Linked DNA regions of Homo sapiens: region 1 is linked to region 2. A link is a contact called in ENCODE Hi-C data. All regions are on one chromosome and are shown on one strand. The core of a region is the stretch at or near the end of the contact, and the rest is flanking DNA. Distances in the headings are between cores, read along the strand shown.

The links. A loop is a pair of places that touch in the nucleus more often than their neighbours do. Pooled maps may share reads with other maps.
Region 1: a map with no recorded cell type shows a loop between it and region 2 (27-fold over the local background). The contact joins the promoter of CYP26B1 here to the promoter of LINC01798 in region 2. A Hi-C loop is called at or near these places in 2 of 37 single-sample maps with no recorded cell type and 6 of 50 pooled maps.

What each region holds. Positions count from the first base shown.
Region 1 is chr2:72,144,716-72,150,532 of GRCh38, forward strand. It overlaps CYP26B1 (cytochrome P450 family 26 subfamily B member 1), which reads right to left and starts at 3,147. Exons shown (of 6, transcript NM_019885.4): 1 at 2,916-3,147. The coding sequence starts at 3,119. RefSeq lists enhancers at 1,823-2,345, 2,535-3,036.
Region 2 is chr2:66,571,493-66,576,586 of GRCh38, forward strand. LINC01798 (long intergenic non-protein coding RNA 1798) reads left to right here and starts at 2,538. Exons shown (of 6, transcript NR_110156.1): 1 at 2,538-2,673. MEIS1 (Meis homeobox 1) reads left to right here. Exons shown (of 13, transcript NM_002398.3): 13 at 1-2,377. RefSeq lists enhancers at 1-1,377, 3,772-4,227.

The DNA.
Region 1 (5,817 bases), core at 1,897-4,396, 5.6 Mb after region 2:
GCCCGCGCAGGGACCCGGCGGCCCTCGGAGGACTCTGCAGGGCGGGGTCACGGGCCCAGAGCCGCGATTTTCCTAATGCATTTTGCCCTGGAAATAACGGAGACGGACTTTGGTTGCCGCCCTGGAGTTTGGAACCCGAGCGCGGGGCGGGGCGGGACCGGGCAGGGCGACCCGCGCAGGTAACCAGATCCCCGGTGGTGGCGGCGCAAGCCGAGGATGGCGGGGCCGGGGCCGGCCGGACTCTCGAAACGGCTGGCGGAGCCGGCCGGGCGCGGGTACCGGAAACCGTGGAGACCTCAGAGGGGCGGGGGCAAGGGCGTCCCGCTCACCTTTGACGTCGGCACTAGTTACCCCACCCCACGTTAACCCTTCTCCTGCCGGGGCAGCACCCGGCGCAAAGGGGAGGGGCGCCACCTGTCTAGCCGCCCCGCCTGCCAGCCCACGAGCGTACCGACTCGGGCTCCAGATCTACCCGCTCCTGCACCCCCGAGGGGACAACTCAGTCCCCCTAGCCCGGGTTGGTCCCCCTCCTCACTTTCCTTTTTTCCACAGAAAACTACTTCCAGCTAAATGTGCACACACGCCAGTACAGCCGAAAAGTGACTCTGCAGAACCCGGAGCCCTAATCACTTTTCCACATGCGCCTCCGGCCCGGCGCGCGACGGGGAACGAGCTGGGAGCGCCCGCGCAGCCAGGAGGGGGGCTGGGCCGCGGGAACGCTGTCCCCCTCCCAGGCTGGAAGGCGGGGATAATTCCCCCTGCCGTGCAGCCCTTCTAGACGGCGTCTACCCCTTTAAGAAAAATCTAGGCGGAGGTGGGGTGCGACAGAAGGGGTGGTGAGGCGAGGGTTTCCCTCCCTCCGTCTGCTATACCCGTCTCCCTCGCTCCGTCTCACTCTCCGTCTTTCCTCTCCTTCTTTTCCTCTGTTTTTCTTTTCTTTCAACACAAAAGTTGGGTTGTGAATTTTCCGAGGTCGCCGCCGCCTCGCCCCCACCCCCCGCCTCTGATCTGCCTAACTATAATTAAAGTGCGTTTTTTGTGGCATTAATAAAGAGTTATTTGTCCGCCGTTTCCACGGTCTTCACAAAGAGTACTTTCATAGGGGCGGCCGCTCGGGCCGCGAGTCCAATTTATACAAAAATGTTGTATTTTTAGCCCTGGGCTCTGTTTAGATGGCGCTCGGTGGAAACGGAGAGCCCTTGGAGGTCCCCCCGTAAAATCTGATAAATGACTCCGAAAAAATAACGCTGGGATTCAGAGGGCTCTCATTAACCCCTTAGGCGCTCCTGTACACGTACCCCCTATTTCCCTCCTCACCTCCAGATCTAGGGCCCCGGGTTGGAGGGATGGGGAGGCTTAGGTTTCCTCCTCCCTAACTTCTGTGCAGGTTGGACGCTGACCCCCAGGGGCTCTTGTGGGATTCGGAGAAAAGGTCATGGGGACCTGAGGGGGGGCAGAGAGGTCAGGAAACGAAGTGGGGGTGGGTGGTGACAGACCGTGGATTCAGCAGACTGGCTCTAAAAGGCGGGAGCCGTTGCCCAAGTTATTTTATTTCCTAAATTCGCGGCCCAAAGCCTAGAGCACCGCTGCAGTTGACACTTTAAGTGTGGTGGCGAGGGAAAGGCTCTGGGGATTTCTTTGCGGGGGGTGGGGGGGTGATACATCCATTGGTTGAAAGGACCCCCACCTCATTGCACGAACAACCCCAAAAAGAGATGGGCCTAATCCGGGACGTGGAAAGACCACAGGGCAGAGGAACTTCGAACCCCCTCCCCGCCCCCGCTCCGCTGTCACTCGTCCCGGGGCAGGGTGAGTGCGTGTGTGCGCGAGCGCGCGGATTGCACGCGTCTGTTAATTTCAAGCCAAGCTTTCGCACCTGTAAACCCACAGGTCGCAGCGCTCACCTTTCGCTTCACCTCTCTAGTGCGGGGATTGTCAGTTTCAGGACATCCCTGCTTCCCCTAACAGAACAAACGCGCGTACACACAAATACACCTCCCGCAGTTACTGCAGAGGCGCTCCGCTCCCCCACCCCAAGAAGAAAACCGGTGTGTATCACATTGCAAAAGCGATTGTCTGGCACTTGATGAGGTGAACTCCAGGTTAATCTCCCCATTACCTACCTGGGTCTGGTCCCTGACGCGCCTCACCCCCGTTATCACCAGCAGAGTGGGGTTGTGCGGCATCTAACAAGCACACACGCACTCTCTCTCTATGGATCCCACACTCACCTCTCCCAAGTTTCCCTCTCCTGCCAAACTGTCCCCACCCAATAAGTAAATAGACCCTTTTCCCCGAAAGCCTAGAGCCCTGGATTCTCATTTTTCCTTGGGTTACCTTCTTCCTCTTCCACCACAAAACAGACACACTCGCGCGGACCGCGGACCAGGGACACTGTACCTGGCGCTGCCGACGGCGCCGCAGGAACACAGTTTTAAATCGGCAATTCAAGCTGCCACCAGCCCCCTCCTCTCCCGACTCAATTTTCGGCTCCCAGCGACACAGCCAACCCCAGAAAGCCGAGGGCGACTGGGGGCTTGCAGCACCGAGGGGAGGCGAAAGCGGCTCAGGACCGGACCCTCCCCCGGGACCGCGCCTCGCTAGGCGCCCCCGGGGCGCTCCACGCCCCCTGCCAGGCCAGCCGCGACCCAGGCAAGTCCATCTTGGGAGCCCCCTCAGGTCCGGGAACCCCTCTTACCAGCCCCCTGAACCTGCGCCGCGGGCGCCAGTGGTCCCGGAACCGCGCTGCCGGCGGGCTGGGGAAGCCCGGGCTGCTGCGGCAGAGAGGAGGGAAGGGGCGGGGCGGGGACCAGTGCCTTCAGGCTCCCGGCGCCCCCTGGCCGGCCCGCCGCTCCGTCTGCCCCGCGCTCGCAGCTAGCGGACCCCGGAGTGCAGCGGAGCGAGCGCGCCCTTACCTGCAGCAGCCAGTGGCCGGTCTCTCCGATGAGCGGGAAGCCCATGGATCCCTTGGGGATGGGCAGCTTGCAGCTCTTGTCGCGAGTGGCGGCCCAGCGCAGCTGCCACAGCTGCTGCGACACGGCCAGCAGCAGCGTCACGGACACCAGGCACGCGGCGAGGGTGGCCAGCGCCGACACCAGATCCAAGCCCTCAAAGAGCATGTTGGCGGCCGCTCGGGGGATTGGCTGTGCCGGCCGCGGCGGGGGAGGGGAGGGCCCGACGGGAGGGGACCGGAGCGGCGGGGGAGGGGAGGCTGCGGCCGGGGGTCCTGGCACCTCCAGCCGAAACAGAGAAGGAGGAAGGGGCCAAGGGAAAGGGAGTGGAGGCTGCGAGGGGAGCGGAGAGAGGGAGGAAAAAAATTGCCTAAAAGAAGAGAGGAAACACGAGGCGACTGGGGTGCAACTTTGTTTGTTTGTTTGTTTGTTTGTTCCTTTATAGCGGGCTTAGGGGCTGCTCAAGGGGTGGTGAGATGAAGCCGTGAGTCAAGCTGGTGGGTTTGCTCTCCCCGCTACCATCACACTCGGAAAACTTTGGAAAACTTTGTCCAGAGGGAGCCTCTCTCTCGTAAGCCCCTTCCCCTGCTCGGAAAAAAAGAAGGGGGCAGAGAGCTAGCAGAGAGAAAGTGCGGTCGATTTGTCAAAAGTATTGCAGTATGGCCCCAAAATTCCTAGGTGAAAAAAAGAAAAAAAGAAAAAATTCCTGAATCCAAAAATTCCAACGAACCCAGAAACTTTGGGGGCGAGGGAGAAAGCTCCCTGGCTGAGGCGAGTGGAGAGGCCGGAGCCTAAAAGTCCCTGGGCTGCCCGGGGCGGCGCGCTCGAGCCCCAGAGCCGCCGCAGCACCCCCGAGGCAGGAGCGGCGGGCGAGGCGGCGAGGCGGGCGCTGCGGCCCGAGCGCGGGTGCGGAGCCGGCGGGCCGCGGCCGGGACGGGACGCAGCCGGCGACAGAGCCCCGGGCGGGCGATGGGGCGGCGGCGGCGGCGGCGGCGGCGGCGGCGGCGGCAGCGGGCGGGAGGGGTGAGGCGGGGTGGGGTTGGGGGAGGAGGTGGAAAACCCGAGCTGGGCTATTGTATCAATTAAGAAAAGGCAGTCCGTCCCGGGACGCGGTCTCTCGGCTCTGGAGTTGCTGCTGGGGGAAGAAATGGGGAAAAAAGAAAGGAAGGCAAAAGGAATGAAAGAGGGGGAAAAGCAGGAGGCAGGATTTCAGGGCTGGTGGTTTTAAAAGCTTCTCTCAATGTGAATTTGAGTCCAAAGCGAGGCGATGCGTGTGTTTATATAGAGGCGGGAGGCTGCGCCGTGGGCGCCCCGCCAGCACCCCCCCGCCCCAACCCGCGCGCTCACAAAGCCGGAGGCGTGGTGAGAGGCCGGGCCCGCGGCCGGAGCTGGAGAGCGCAGCCCGGCCTCCCGCCCCGCCCCGGCCGCCCGCCGCCCGCCGCCCGCAGCCCGCCCGGGACCCACTTGTAGCCGCCGCAGGATCAAACTCAGTTCACCTCTCGCCTCCTCTTCTTTCTCGCCGGCGTCTCGCTGAGCCCAGCGCCTACAGACGGACGAGATGAGACACACGCGCGCGCACCTACGCGCACACACACACAACACACACGCGCACACACACAACACACACACCTCCGCACACACGGTGCGCACTCGCTTAGTGCCTGCTTGGCTTCTAGGCTCCTTCCCTTCCTCTTTTCCTCCTTCCCAGGTCAGCGGTCCCCTCCTCCAGCTCCGAGCAGTCCCTCCTGGGCCGAAGCCCCGGCAGCGGAGGTCCTGGCCGGACTGCCCCCTCGACTGGCAGGCGCCCAAAGCCCTCGAAACTGTGCCTTAGGGTCCCGAGCTTCCAACCCCCGGGATCCCGCTGGCTCTTATCTCCAGGGACCCCTGAGTTACCAGTCCCAATCCCCCTAAGCCAGATCCCCCATTCCCGATCCCTATATCCTCACACCTCCGATGCTAAGGTCCGCCCCCGCCATATGTCTCTTACCCTACGGAACCTGGAGGTTCTCCTGTCCCCGTCAGCGTCCCAGGCTGCTGACTCTGCAGCCCCTCCTTTCCTGCACATTGGGACCCCCCTCCCCTGCTTTTGTAGTCCCCCTCCACCGCCCGCAGCGTCGGGGAACCCCGATACTGGTCCGGCAAGTGTCCTGCGCGGGGACAAACGCGGCGGCCCCGGTACCCAGAGGCGGGAGAAGACGGGCACAAACGTTCATTGATACAAATGAGTAAATAAACATGCTGGGTGAGCACGGCCACCTTCTCAGCGCTGGCAGCAGAGGGCCCGGCGCGCGTGCCTGTGTACGGTGTGCGTGTGGCCCGGGGCCGCACCTGTGTGTTCGCGCGCGTGGCCTTGCGTCGGCCCGACGTCTGAGGAGCGACGTGGTATGTCTGTGGGTTTGTGTATTCTTTGTAGAGCCATGAGTGTGTCTGCGCATCCGTGCATCTGTCATCTGGCCTCTCCTCCTGCGAGCCTGTGTTAACATGGAGCTGCGTACAGCAACCCCGACATTGGTCTAGCTAATGTCTGCCCCTCTCTCTCCCGTGCATCCTGCTTCCCTCAGCCCCCCTTGGCTCTGGCGTTCACTCTCACACTCCCGGAGCCAGAGTCGATATCCCATCTTTAGTTTAGAGTAGTGTGTGTGTCAACGATACTAGACTCCGCTTTTAACACCTTGCCTGCACCCAGTACGAGTTCTGCTTTAGAGTTCACGAGACGAGAATGTGTGTGAGCGTCTAAGGTGCGCACAGATGTGTTGTCCCTCCCTGTGTGAGCGCTTCCGAGGCTGGTGTGGCAGGAGATCTAAACGCTGGTCTAGCTCCTAGCGCTGGGTCACCTCGGCTTCACTCTCTGCCCTGGAACCCCACC
Region 2 (5,094 bases), core at 1,288-3,787:
AATGAGTGGACAAGTCATGGACATTCATGCTCAGTAGCTTAAGGGAATATGCATTGTCTGCAATGGTGACTGATTTCAAATCATGTTTTTTCTGCAATGACTGTGGAGTTCCATTCTTGGCATCTACTCTGGACCAAGGAGCATCCCTAATTCTTCATAGGGACCTTTAAAAAGCAGGAAATACCAACTGAAGTCAATTTGGGGGACATGCTAAATAACTATATAAGACATTAAGAGAACAAAGAGTGAAATATTGTAAATGCTATTATACTGTTATCCATATTACGTTGTTTCTTATAGATTTTTTAAAAAAAATGTGAAATTTTTCCACACTATGTGTGTTGTTTCCATAGCTCTTCACTTCCTCCAGAAGCCTCCTTACATTAAAAAGCCTTACAGTTATCCTGCAAGGGACAGGAAGGTCTGATTTGCAGGATTTTTAGAGCATTAAAATAACTATCAGGCAGAAGAATCTTTCTTCTCGCCTAGGATTTCAGCCATGCGCGCGCTCTCTCTCTTTCTCTCTCTTTTCCTCTCTCTCCCTCTTTCTAGCCTGGGGCTTGAATTTGCATGTCTAATTCATTTACTCACCATATTTGAATTGGCCTGAACAGATGTAAATCGGGAAGGATGGGAAAAACTGCAGTCATCAACAATGATTAATCAGCTGTTGCAGGCAGTGTCTTAAGGAGACTGGTAGGAGGAGGCATGGAAACCAAAAGGCCGTGTGTTTAGAAGCCTAATTGTCACATCAAGCATCATTGTCCCCATGCAACAACCACCACCTTATACATCACTTCCTGTTTTAAGCAGCTCTAAAACATAGACTGAAGATTTATTTTTAATATGTTGACTTTATTTCTGAGCAAAGCATCGGTCATGTGTGTATTTTTTCATAGTCCCACCTTGGAGCATTTATGTAGACATTGTAAATAAATTTTGTGCAAAAAGGACTGGAAAAATGAACTGTATTATTGCAATTTTTTTTTGTAAAAGTAGCAGTTTGGTATGAGTTGGCATGCATACAAGATTTACTAAGTGGGATAAGCTAATTATACTTTTTGTTGTGGATAAACAAATGCTTGTTGATAGCCTTTTTCTATCAAGAAACCAAGGAGCTAATTATTAATAACAATCATTGCACACTGAGTCTTAGCGTTTCTGATGGAAACAGTTTGGATTGTATAATAACGCCAAGCCCAGTTGTAGTCGTTTGAGTGCAGTAATGAAATCTGAATCTAAAATAAAAACAAGATTATTTTTGTCATGCTGACTCCACTGCTTGAAAAATTTGTTTACTGCCCCCCAGATTTTTAAAGATTAATACAGTAAATATAAAAATTAATTTTGGCTCCCTAAGCCATATATGTATTTGACAATTTTAACCGCAAAGTAAGTTGTTTAATAATAACCACTGATTTCTTTAAGCTGACTTAATGAACTCCTAATATCAGCAAATTTGAGGCCTAAAGGCACTAAACTAACTCTAGACTCAGAATTACATCCAACAGAATTACTCATCTAATATCAGTGAAATTATTCTTGCACATAAAGGCAAACCTAAGTACAAAGTTAAGTCTTTTACTAAAGGATGTTACCTAGGATGAGCAGTATATGTTTATTAGGAAATTAACTACATGAATTGAAGAGACCAGACTTCAAAATCTAATTTTTATAAATATGCTCTATGTTCTCATTGGATAAAACTGGTTATTAACCAATTTTCCAGAACAGCTGTACAAGATTTCTGCATGGCAGCCGGCTAAATGGTAGAAAATAATATGTTTAAGCTGGAATAGCTTATAATTTTATTTAAATAAAATTGCTGCTATAAAAAGTGCTTCCCAAAGCTAAGGAAAATATACAAATATTTTAATTAAGGCAAATTCGTTTTAAAAAATAAGCCTTTCAGTAGTGATTGCTTTGTAAACAAAGGATGGGTCGGAGGAGAGAGAGCCTTAAACTCAAGTCTGACATTCAGGCCCAAGTCACCCTATAAACCGGCCCTTAGCAATTCTATTTTCTATTCGAAAAGAGAAACCAGCTGTGGGTTGGCTTTACTAGGTGATGTGTGATTGACTGACTCACCTGCTGGAGTAGCAATGCATTCTCACCTTTTGCTGATGGGGCCTTGTTTCTAAACACGTGGATGCGCAGAGAGCAAGGCTCAGCCTACTGCAGCCATCTCTGGCAGCGCTTCTACCCCTCCCCAGCCCATAGATGGGATTGTTTAAATCTCCCTTGTTGACCTAGTGGCAATTCTTCCTCTACCTAAATAGTCGATGTGAGTGAAATCATTCTCTTTTGATAGGTGGTTGCTAGCAGTTAACAACCATTTATTTACTTTAACAATTAATAATAAACTTTATAAACTGTCTATTTGCTCCTCCTCTCCAGTACATGCCCGGGTGAGTTGGTTATTTTCAGCCTTTATTCCTGAGGAGGCTCAGGATGGGTGGGGGAGGGAAAGAAAGGGGAGGAGGTGTGGTGGGGAGAGGGAGAGAGGCGAGAGGGAGAGACAGAGAGAAAGAGAGAGGCGCTAGGGGAGGGAGGTTTACAAGTGAAGAGTAGTTAGGGAATATGGTGACTCTGAAGAATCGAGATCAGCAGTGTCCAGGAATTAGAAAAAATAAACTGCTATTTCCGTGAGTTCCCCCTCTGTGAGCCATTTAGGTGAGAGCCTCGCTCTTCGCAGTTCCTTTCTTCCCCTGCCTCGATGCCCTCCCCTCTTAATGCTATTTTAGCTTTTCCTCTTGTAAATTTCAGAGCCAGCTCGAAGGTTATTGAGGACACTTATCCGAAAGAGGCAAATAATAGAGGTGCTGAGAGTGTTTTTGATGTTTCCTAAAAGGCAAAAACAAAACGCCCTCCTCTAAACAAGGGCACAAAATTGTACCTGGTTTTTATTTTTATTTGGTGGTGGGGGGGTGGGGGGGTGGGGGGGGGGTGGAAAGGGGGCTGGCTCTGGCTGAATGAGACTACTTTTTAATATGATTTAAATTTTTTTTTCAAAAAATTAAAAATATTTTACCCTATCATATTTAATCAGCTGTAATTATAACACATTCAAAATGAATAATATGCCTTGACAGTATTTTTATTGTTATTGTTCATTGCATGATGTTCGACTGCTTTAGAAGCACAGGAAAGAGAAGTAAACGCGCTACAAATGGGGAATTACCCTCGTTTAGCATTAAAATTCATTTAGATAAAATTGCCACAAACATTTAAATGGGAAGATTAGTTCCCCCTCACGCCTTATTGCACTCGCTCAATGGTTCCGTTAAGAACATTTTACACGTTGGAAATTCCGTCTTCTCAGACGGCTTGCTGTTTCCTAGTTACCCACATTCAAAGCAAAGGCAGCAGCAAAGGCAGCCGCAGCAGCAGCAGCAGGGAAAAAAAAAAAGTTTTGGCAACTGGTCTGCAATTCATCCGCTGCTCGCCCCAGTCTCCCCTCCGCCCGCTGCAGTCTGCCCCCACCCCTTCCCCTTCCCCACCCCTACCTCTTTCCCCTCATTATGTAATTCGCAGAGTCCAGTCCTCGAGGAAACACGTTGCCTAGTTGTGTAGTATTTATATACAATGTTAAAATACAAAGAAAGACCCTAAAGTCAGTCGAGTCGGTTCCTCTCTGGGTCTCCCTCTCCCTCTCCTGTTCTAAAATGAAGATTTAGCTTGAATGTGCTGAGTTTCTCACATCCCGTACCCTGAGGCCACAAGGCACGTTTTTTGGCTTTCATTTCTGCCAGGACTTTTCCAGGAAATTCACCACTGCTTTTCGCTTGTATTAGAAACGTGTGAAAGAATTCGTCTGAAAAGTCCATGCACCGTCTAGCTTTTCTCTCCCCCCTTTTTTTCTTCTCCTTCTCCTCCTCCTCCTTCTCTCTCTCTGTCTCTCTCTCTCTCTCCGCCCCCCACTCTCGCACTCCCCCATCCTCCTCTCTCCCCCTCCCTTCGCAGAGCCACAGGAAAAGAGGAAAGTCGGCTTCGACTGCCATCTTTTGGGGATTTCGAAAAACGACTCGGTAGGAAACGGAGGGAGGCGGAGGCGCGGGAGTGGGGGAAACCCCCTTATTATCCAGTGTCGGAACTGGCTCCCTTAATCTGATGCTTAAATATTTGATGTGGAAAAATTACCCATAAAATTAGTTACTAACAATTTCAAATTGAAATCACTTATCGAATTATAAACGCATTAAAGCTGTATGGATGGTATTAGGAGTTCCTCGGGAGGCAGCGGGTGTCTCCTTGAAGTGAGCCAGGCGGGCGAGTTTCGCCCCGGGGAAAAGAGCCCCCAGCCGAGCCCGGGGGCAAGGCCGGGAGGGCGGCGCTGCAACCTGGGCGCAGGGTCCGGGTCAGGGGGATCGAGCGGGCGGCCGGGTCCTGGTGGAGGCTGCGGCTGCTTCGGCTCGCGGGGGCGGGGAGAAGGGGAGGGGAAGGAGCCTTGGTGGGAGGCTCCGACCCCGGAGCAGAGGCGCCTACCAGCAAACTTCGTAGTGAAGTCGAAGGATTCTGAAAAGGAAAAACGCAAGCCCTGCCCTCCCCCTCCCTCTCGCGTCTCCCACGCGGCGTGCAGACTTCGCGCTCGACTTTGCGATCGGGGTTAGTTGCTGTGTGCAGTGTCCCCCAAGTCTGCGGGAGGAGCGGAAGGGTATAGGCTCCAGTCCTGGGGTTGGGCCCGGCTCCGTGCCCCGAGAGGAAATCCAGCGGGCAACTGCGCAGAGCTCCAGCCAGGACGTGCTACCCCTGAGTCCCTCGATGCGCTGGGTCCCGGCCTAGGCCCCAGTGCGTGGGCGGGCAGGTCTTTGCCCAGAGACCACAGCTCTGGTCGCGGGGGGTGGCGGGGGTGGGGGGGCTGCACGGGCGCCTGCCTTACCCTCCTGCCCTCACCCCCATCTGAGTCTAGTCTAAGGGACTGTTGACTTTGTCTCTGGAGATGGGGCGACCAGGGGTCTGCGAAGGAGGTTGTGGAGAGGCACCTCCTGGGTGCAGGTCCGGGCGCTCTTTCCTCGGAACCTCACGGAGTGCTTTGTAGTAGCCTGGAGACTTCCTAATAGACTTTGCCACATCGGGGGCCCCAGACTCCAGAGT